3 separate regions of the Homo sapiens genome follow, and all the other regions are linked to region 2. Evidence: chromatin contacts called from ENCODE Hi-C or POLR2A ChIA-PET data. All regions are on one chromosome and are shown on one strand. The core of a region is the stretch at or near the end of the contact, and the rest is flanking DNA. Distances in the headings are between cores, read along the strand shown. Region 1 has its middle 22 kb from the start of C1orf21-DT. Region 2 overlaps TSEN15 (tRNA splicing endonuclease subunit 15). Region 3 overlaps C1orf21 (chromosome 1 open reading frame 21).

Region 1 (3,003 bases), core at 276-2,775, 290 kb after region 2:
TCTAGAGTGCCACATTTGACAAATGACATCAGCTTGCCTGCCTAGCCATAAACCATTTTATAACTCTTATGCATAATTTGGCTTCAGGTCAAGGTGGTGTAATATGAACAAGCAGAATATACAGCACAGAGTGTCCTCAGAAGCTATCTTAAAGATCAGCAAAACTCATTCCTGTAAGAGAAGCTCATCTGTGAAGCAAGGTCAAGCCCAGTGGTCATCAGAGAAGGATCCCGTAGCTGGAGTTGCTCTTTGCATGGAAGTGCTTCTGCCTTGTACCTCTGCTGTGGCAGACCCTCTAGTTGCCCACCTTACATCCATTCCCTCTACCATCAACTACTGCCCCGTTTTCTTGTTATAGGTATTCCCATTTGTTCAGGAATCAAACAGCCAAATTCTTCAGGGGAGGCTGGCCTTCTCCCCAGCCCCAGGGGTTGAATCTCAGTGGTTGGACAAATCATGATAATTCCATTTCCTTTCCAGTCATTGGTTTAGGAATAAGCATGCGACCCACAATTCTGGCCAATGATACTTCTTGTTTTGACAGGAAGTCTGCAGGGGGACTTCTGCAAGGGGAAGTCTGCAGGCCTCAAAGATGGGCAGCAGTTGGGACAGCTCTCACAGGAAGGTCTTCAGGATCACAGCAGGGACATGTATGTCTCCATAGCTGTCAAAGTTCATGGGCTTCCCTGCACACAGAACACAGTACAGCTGAGGTCTGGGCTCTGGCCTGGAGTTTGCTGCTGCAAAACGAGCTCTGAAGCAAAATGGCTTGAAAACTCCTGGTGCAAATAGCCTTATTCTAGAGCTACATGTCCCATGGATGACTTTGTCCTCACCTGGATATGGGGGTGCTCTTACCTCACCAGCCCCCGTGGCTGCACACCTCGCCGTTACTGCTTCCTCCTGGGTCCCCGGCAGAGGCTGGGGTGGGCTATTTAGCTTCTCTGCAGTGTTGCTTCCAGCTCGGATGGAAGCTCTCTGAGCCCAGGGCCTTAGCACAGGTGACACACAGCCCACAGGCCTGGGACAGGCAGGCAGATGAGTGCCCGAGCTTGGCACCATGCAGCCCTGAGGCTTCGTGAGTAAGGCACGATTGATCGTGTGAGCAGGAGGGATCGAGGGCAAGTCTTCTCAGCAAGGTGGTGGCTTCATTAGTGTTTGCATAGAGGACTCTGCGGGAGGAGCTTCTGGAAAGTTCTGTTTGCTGTTCAAAAGAAATATAAAGATGTTTCTTCTTAGGCCATTGGATACTTTTGTGTGGATATGATGCTCAGGGCTGCTGTAGCCACCTTGAAACCATGAGTGAATATGCCTGGAGCCAAAAGCTAACACAATGAGGATGGTGTAATAGAAAGATGGTTTATTAGGTTCTCCAGAGAAACATATATAGAGAGAAATATAGAGAGATGTAAGAGGAGACATATAATGAAACTTGGCTCACACAATTATAGAGGCCTACAAGTTCCAAGATCTGCCAACGGCAAGCTGGAGAACCAGGAAATTGACTCCTGGTGATGTAACTCCCACTCCGAGGCCAAAAGCCTGAGAACCCGGAGTGTTCTCAAGGTCAAGGGAGGGACAGTGGGAGGTGGAGCTAGTGTAAGTCCCAGAGTCAGAAGGCCCCAGAACCAAGAGCTGTGATGTCCAAGGGTGGGAGAAAATGGATGTCTCAGATCAAGGAGACAGGGAGAGGCTGGGCATGGTGGCTCATGCCTGTAATCCCAGCACTTTGGGAGGCCAAGGTAGGCGGATCACTTGATGTCAAGAGTTCAAGACCAGCCTGGCCAACATGGTGAAATCCCGTCTGTACCAAAAAAAAAAAAAAAAAAAAAAAATTAGCCAGAGGTGGTGGTGCATGCCTATAATCCCAGCTACTTGGGAGGCTAGGGCAGGAGAATCACTTGAACCCGGGAGGTGGAGGCTGTAGTAAGCCAAGATTGTGCCACTGCACTCCAGCCTGGGTGACAGAGTGAGGCTCCATCTCAAAAAGAAACAGACAGGGAGAGAATTCACTCTGCTATTCAGTGGGCATTCAGTGGATTGGATGATACTTGCCCACAATGGTGAGGGCAGATCTTCTTTACTTAGTGCACTGATTCAAATGCTCATCTCTTCCAGAAACACTCTCACAAACACACCCAAAAATAATGTTTAGTCACCTACCTGGGTATTCCTTACCCAGTCAAGTTGACACAAAAAATTAGCCATCACAGATGGGAAGAATCTGGATCCCCAGTGAACTCTGAGCTGAATTTAAAACCCCAAAATCACCTGACTTCAAGACTTTATTGTTATGTGAGGTAATAAATGCCCTTATTGTCTAAGCCACTTCTGGTGGATTTTCTGTTCTTACAGTCAAAAGCATCCTAACTAGCCAGGCAAGGTGGCTCACACCTGTAGTCCCAGCATTTGGGGAGGCTGAGGTGGGTGGATCACTTGAGCTCAGGAGTTCAAGACCAGCCTGGGCAACATGGTGAAACCCCCTCTCTGCAAAAAATATAAAAATTAGCAAGGCATGGTGGTTTGCGCCCATAGTCTTATCCACTTGGGAGGCTGAGGTGGGAGGATTACTTGAGTCTGGGAGGTGAAGGGTACATTGAGCTGTGATCGCACCCCTGCACTCCCACCTGGGCAACAGAGTGAAACAAAAGCATCTTAACTAATACGTCTGTTAGCCCCATAACCAACTCTAGAAGAACCTTATATCTCATATTATAGTATCTGATTACTCCAAGAAAATACACATTAGTACTGGGATTTTTCTGTTGGGAGAAAGATTTTTTTTTTTTTGCTCATTCCTTTCCTAGTTTTCTCCCATACTGACATAGCAGCTTGTCTCCACCACAAGGCTTAGTCTCACTGAGTACTTTGTAGCTACCACTCATTCATGAAGACCTGACTGAGCTTTTAGTTCTGACATTATTGCATCAGCCTAAAACAGAATGGTAGTCCTAGCCACATCAGACACCGAAACAATGAAGAGAAGTCTTTATCATTCAGGTG
Region 2 (3,045 bases), core at 344-2,843:
AGTGGGTGTAATCATGGCTGAAATAACAGACCAAGCATATGATAAAAAGATAACAAAGTAAATCAAATTACTAACTGGTTATAGTGGGATAGGAGGCAGAAAATGGATGACTTTGTCTTTTCTCAATGTTTTTATTTGTATTTTATAATAAAAATGTTTTAAAATTAAAAGGTGTCTTGAAATCTGTATTAGTTATCTATCATTGCAAAATAATATTACCACAAATGTAGCAACTTAAAACAGCACACATTTATTATCTTATAGTTTTTGTGGGCAAGGGACCCGGGCACAGATTAGTTGGGTCCTCCATGAGGCTACAGTCAAGGTGTTGGGCAGGGCTCCAGTCTCATCTGAGACTTGACTGGGGAAGGGTCAGCTTTTTCACCCACATGGTTATTAGTAGCCTTCAATTTCTTGAGAGTGCTCAATGCTTATATGCCATTGGCAGGAGGCCACCCTCAGCTCTTTGCCACGTGGGCCTTCTCAATATAACTGGTTGCTTCCTCAAAGCCAGCAAAGGAGAGTCTCAGCAAGATGGACCTTATAATCCTTATATAATGTAATCACATACATCCCATCACCTTTGCCGTATTCTGTTGATTGGAAGCAGGTCATAGGTCCTGCCTACACACTAGGGTTTCATGGCTGATTAGGAAACAACAATAACAAGAATGGAAAAATGATGAAAATTAGGAACATCACAAAATAGTATAAAGCATCATTCTTCATCTGTAGTCATTCCTGACTCCTTCCTTTGATGGTATTTGAATTTCACTTTTATTCTTGGTGGGAGGTCTCCATAACTCCTTCAGGCTCCCTCTGCTTCCCCAGAGGACATGAAGATGGACCTATTCAGAACAATATGTGTTTGGGTGACTCTAGTGGAAAATTTGCAGGTCTAAGAATCCTCAAACAGTTTATGATAAATTCTTAGGGTCTCTTGATTTCTTAAGTCTCTCGTTTGATTCATTTTGAGGTCTTTCATTATAATTCTAGAAAAATAGCATTTTCAGAAAGAAGTGTAAGGATAATGTCAGATTTGTGTGTCGGATCTGTTGACCAGTGGGCTCCTATATAACTACAAAACCAGAAGTGTCTTTTGGGGTTGGCTGTGAAAGGCGCTTTCCCAACTCTTTAAACTAGGATTGAATCCTGCTGTATGTCTTGGGATGTTTACTCTATTTCAGAATGTTCCCTGTGTACTTCACCAAAGTTGTTCTGTCCAAAGCCAGCCAGACACATCCTAACATGAATAATGGCCCAGAACTTTTTGGAAAGGGAGGCCACCCAGCTGTGTATGTCTCATTTTAATGAAAAACTAGATAAAGTGATTTAAGTAATTTTGTAAGTGAGTTTACATTTGTCTCCCTGTTAGACTGGGCTCCTTAAGAACAGAACAAGAAATGTATTTTTTAATACATCTCTGTATCTTGCCTCTTTGCACAGTAACTCACATATAGTAAACCCTCAGTAAATACTTGGCAAATGAATGAATGCTGATTATAGCCGTGTCTGATTATATAATGGCTTATTTTTTCCCTCAAGGCAAACTAAAACAATTCATTTGGACACCAGAGGGCACTGCTAGATAACCACAGCATTTTCAGACTCTACTAAGAGTAGATTAGCTGGAGAAGTGGTACTCTTGAAAATTTATTTTCAATCTGTAGGAAATAGCATAAATAAAAATATAAATAAGTTTTACGTACTCACATCCCCTTTTTCTTTCTGGCATGCCTCTAAAATTATACTGACATTAAATATGTGACTTGATTCATGCTTTGCTTAAAATGTAGATCTATATTTAGAAATAAAAGCCTGTTTAGGGTAGGGGTAGATGGGGTGGGTTTTATATATATATATATATATTTTTTTTTTTCTTAGCCATATGAAAGTATGCATTTTAGTTTTTCATTCTAAAAGCCTAATTTATCCTGAAATGAATTTCAGGATCACATCACATAGCAATAAACCCCAGCTCTGGAACACTCACTATTCTGGCTAAGTGCTGGTGGTAAAAGATATACATTGCTGCTTTAATATAAGCAGGTATTCCTTGTTGTATTGCAATTCTCTTTATTCTGTTTTGGGGATATTGTGTTTTTTACAAATTGAAGGTTTGTGGCAACCCTGCCTCAAGCAAGATTGTCGATGCCATTTTTCCAACATGATCATTTCATGTCTTTCTGTCATATTTTGGTAATTCTTGCGATATTTTAAACTTTTTTTATTATTATATCTGATATGGTGATCTGTTTTTCAGGGATATTTGATGTTACTATTGTAATTGTTTTGGTGTGCCACAAATTGTGCCCATATAAGACAGCAAACTCAGTTGATAAATGTTATGTGTGTTCTGACTGCCCTACCAACCAGGATTTCTGCCATTTCTCTCCCTTACTTCTGGCCTCCCTATTCCCTGAGAAACAGCAATATTGAAATTAGGCCAATTAATAACCCTACAATGGCCTCTATGTGTTCAAGTAAAAGGTAGTGTAGTACATCTGTCACTTTAAATCAAAAGCTAGAAACGATTACACTTAGTGAGAAAAACATGTCAAAAGATGAGATGGGCCAAAAACTAGGCCTCTTGTGCCAAACAGTCAAGTTGTGAATGCAAATGAAAAGTTATGGAAAGAAATGAAAAGTGCTACTCCAGTGAACACATGAATAAGAAAGTGAAACAGCCTTATTGTTGATATGGAGAAAGTTTGAGTGGTCTGCAGAGAAGATCAAACCAGCTACAACATTCCCTTAAGCCAAAACCTAATCCAGAGCAAGGCCCTAACTCTCTTTTCAATTCTATGAAGGCTGAGAGAGGTGACAAAACTGCAGAAGAAAAGTTTGAAGCTAGCAGAGCTTGGTTCATGAGGTTTAAGGAAAGAAGCTGTCTTCATAACTTAAAAGTGCAAAGTGATGCAGCAAATCCTGATGTAGAAGCTGCAGTAAATTATCAAAAAATCTAGCTAAGATAGTTGATGAAGGTGGCTATATTAAATAACAGGCTTTAAATGTAGACAGACGGCCTTATATTGGAAGAAAATG
Region 3 (3,270 bases), core at 293-2,792, 430 kb after region 2:
ATGTACAGTCTTTATACTTCCCCTCGTAGAGATACAGTGGTCAGACACCTTTCATGTCTAGTCTCTGCAAACTTAAAGACATAATTTTCCTGCTTGTTACTTTTAACAAATCATATTTTTAGATTATTAGAACTTAACGTGGCCATGCATGATGGCTTACACCTGTAATTCCAACACTTTGGGAGTCTGAGGTGGGAGGATTGCTTGGGTCCAGGAGTTTAAGACCAGCCTGGCCAACATGGTGAAACCCTGCCTCTACAAAAAATACAAAAATTAGGCAGGCATGATGGTGTGCACCTGTGGTCCCAGCTACTCAGGATGCTGAGGTGGGAGGATCACTTGAGCCTGGGAGATGGAGGTTGCAGTGAGCCGTGATCATGCCATTGCACTCCAGCCTGGGTGACAGGGTAAGAAACTGTCTCAAAAAAAAAAAAAAAAAAAAAAAAAGATGTATCAAGCAATCTTATTTTGAAATGTTTGCCTCTATTAGGTTAATTTGAAGCAAACTCTGGAAGGAACTGAGAATATTTTATACTAAGTGTACCAAAGCTTCTTGTTAGGAAGTTTATAACTACCCTAAAAGTTGCTTAATAATGACTATTACATTGGAACTGACTAAATCACTTTCTACTAGTGAGGACAGTAGTTATCGTTCAGGGACTTCCTGACTCAGGGAATTGATAGTGGTATATGAGGTTCTTTAGCTGAGTCTTTGTGTGTAAGTTTACTCCAAATTTAGAGTCAGCCCTAGTTATCTGTGGTCAGTCAAGTAGAAGATGGGTTCTCAGAGCATTAGTCTTCCCCTCAAGACAGCTGGTTTTCCTTGGGCGCTCTCTGCTGTCCTCCGTCCCCTCTCCTCTACATCCCTGCATCGCTTAGTACAGAGCCCAGCACATAGGTACTCAGACTGTACTGAGTGTACACCTTCCAGATGAGGACAGTGTAGAAGTAAACCATAGTTAGCTATGCTGAAGTGATTGACGCCTTCACTCTTCTCTGCTCTTTAATTCCTCTCCAACAAACTTGTGTTCAACCCAATAAAGATGTTAGGTTCTGACCTATTGCTAGCTACAAAACTAGAACTCGTGGGTCAGACCCCATTCCTTCCAAGCTTTGCAGATAGAAGATCTGCCACGAGGTTACCTTTGTATTTAATAGAACTGACTTTTAAATGAATCAACTAGAGAAATGGTTGCTGGAATGAGTTTGGCATGTCAGGATTATTAAAAAGTTAAAAATTTTCATAGATGTACATGTTCAAGGGAGAAGCAGGAAAAACGGCAGAAACAGACTGTACCCACTACTGTTTGAGATCAGAAGGGATCTTACAGTTTTCTAAAATGATGAAAATTTGAATCTACTCTGACACCTTCTCACGTAGTCTTCTTTTGATCAATGCCACTGAACAATCCCAGCCCCACTTGGATGTAATCTGAGGAATAAAATGCTAAAAATATCACCCAGGCGTTGCTTTTACCCCAGATCTATTTTGACTAGCACAGCCTGCAACTGTTTACATGCAGAGAACAGGAGTCAGCCTACTGTTCCCGACGTGCATTTTAATAAGCCACCTGACAAGATCAACAGGAAGAAAAGAAAAATTGGGAACAGGTGCAAGGAAGCTGGGGGGAGCCGAAGGAAGACAGGTCCTGTGTCTCCCTTCTCTTCCTCGAGTTGGCACGTTTTTCTGCGCCAGGACCCTCTGGCTGTAACGGTGGCTGTCTCCATTTCTTCCAGTGTGGGCTCTGATAAAGGGAACCTAAAGTCTCAAATTAATCCCCCATGTCTTCAACAAAAGGAAAACTGGATTTTGGTAGTGATTGTTTTACTGTCGTAACCCAAAATGCTTCATTCATTCGCTCAGAGGCTGGTTGGTGAGGTAGGACGTTCCTGATGGCTGCCTTGCCTTGGGAATGTGTGGTGCATTTGCTGATGAGATGTCTGTTTCCAGATGGATATCTTCCTTCCCGGCACCAGCCTTTGAGAATGTGACAGACCATTTTTAAATATTTGCTTTGTACAAATTGTGGCCTATTGAAGGATCTTGCCCAGCTTTTTTTGTTTTATACCGTGATGGATTTTGTGCGGTGTGTTGTGTAAGTAATAATGATAGGTCTGGCTTTGTAGTCGTGGCTGTTTGTTTTCTCTTCCTTTGTATCCAATCTTATTGTGTTCCTCTTAACACCACGTTGGCTAGCCAGCCAGGGTTGTTAATGACATGTTAAAGCCTATCTTCTGTCTAAATTGGTGGGGATTCTGTCTTGATTTAAAAAATGGCCTGTGTTTAGAATAATGCTGCTTTGAAAGTCATGTAGCCAGTAGCTTTTCCATTTCATTGGAAAAACATATTGGAAAAGTAGTAATAGTTTGTCCACTACCTTCAATTTAGTTGTGTTCCCTGGAGGGATAAGAAAATGAAGACTGAATGTCACTGGGCTGTTCAGAGTATGTCTGCACTAGTCTGTGGCTTGGCAGACGGGAGAGGACAGTGGGCAAGTGCAAGGGCATCTCCTCCCTAGGAGAAACCTTCACTACACAGTGGGCAAGGGGCCATCTGGGTCTTTCAGAAGGTTCTGCTTAGGTCCAAAAATGTTACCCTCTTCCCCATCCTACAGACAAAATCATAGAATCCACTTGTGATACATAAAGAAATATATATATATATATATATATATATATATATATACACACATGCCATATATATATAGACATGTATATATTCACCTATATATATTTATATCAGTGTTCTGTGTATTTAAATAATTAGAAACTCACCATTAGCAATTAAGTTCACAATTTAGTTCAGTTAAAGTTTATTAATAGTAGGCCAGGCATGATGGCTCACGCCTGTAATCTCAGTACTTTGGGAGGCCGAGGCAGATGGATCACCTGAGGTCAGGAGTTCGAGACCACCCTGGCCAACATGGTAAAACCCGTCTCTACTAAAAATACAAAAAATTAGCCAGGCATGGTAGCAGGCGCCTGTAATCCCAGCTAGTTAGGAGGCTGAGGCAGGAGAATTGCTTGAACCCGGGAGGCGGAGGTTGCAGTGAGCCGAGATCACACCATCACACTCCAGCCTGGGCAGTAGAATGAAACTCTGTCTGAAAAAACAAACAAACAAAAAAATTATTAAGAGTAATTATCTCAGTCTGCCAGGATTTATAAATATTAATGTCCCAAACTGAAGTTAGGGAGGCCCATTTTTACCTTTTTTTTTTACCTTTTATTTTTATCTCTGTGTAATTGTGTTGGGGGCAAATTTGTCAG

The links. A loop is a pair of places that touch in the nucleus more often than their neighbours do. ChIA-PET counts read pairs that join two places held with the same protein, here RNA polymerase II (POLR2A). Pooled maps may share reads with other maps.
Region 1: a loop to region 2 is called in a map of heart right ventricle, with 2.9 times the contacts of the local background. The contact joins two enhancer-like sites. A Hi-C loop is called at or near these places in 4 of 168 maps with a recorded cell type or tissue (A673, heart left ventricle, heart right ventricle and 1 more) and 2 of 50 pooled maps. POLR2A ChIA-PET finds 5 or more read pairs at or near these places in 1 of 52 experiments (MCF 10A).
Region 3: POLR2A ChIA-PET joins it to region 2 with 10 read pairs in AG04450. The contact joins two enhancer-like sites. A Hi-C loop is called at or near these places in 1 of 168 maps with a recorded cell type or tissue (endothelial cell of umbilical vein) and 9 of 50 pooled maps. POLR2A ChIA-PET finds 5 or more read pairs at or near these places in 3 of 52 experiments (AG04450, CD8-positive, alpha-beta memory T cell and H1).

Annotation. Positions count from the first base shown.
Region 1 is chr1:184,362,971-184,365,973 of GRCh38, forward strand. No RefSeq gene overlaps it. Among named protein-coding and RNA genes, the nearest start is that of C1orf21-DT, 22 kb to the right of the region's middle. RefSeq lists enhancers at 494-994, 995-1,495. Within about 2 kb of position 1,526, at least 4 of the 41 ENCODE cell types and tissues checked have a DNase peak (open chromatin) inside an H3K27ac peak, as active enhancers do.
Region 2 is chr1:184,074,043-184,077,087 of GRCh38, forward strand. It overlaps TSEN15 (tRNA splicing endonuclease subunit 15), which reads left to right. Exons shown (of 5, transcript NM_052965.4): 5 at 1-170. Among named protein-coding and RNA genes, the nearest start is that of TSEN15, 24 kb to the left of the region's middle. Within about 2 kb of position 1,594, at least 5 of the 41 ENCODE cell types and tissues checked have a DNase peak (open chromatin) inside an H3K27ac peak, as active enhancers do.
Region 3 is chr1:184,502,656-184,505,925 of GRCh38, forward strand. The region is part of intron 2 of C1orf21 (chromosome 1 open reading frame 21); the gene reads left to right. Among named protein-coding and RNA genes, the nearest start is that of C1orf21, 120 kb to the left of the region's middle. Within about 2 kb of position 1,543, at least 2 of the 41 ENCODE cell types and tissues checked have a DNase peak (open chromatin) inside an H3K27ac peak, as active enhancers do.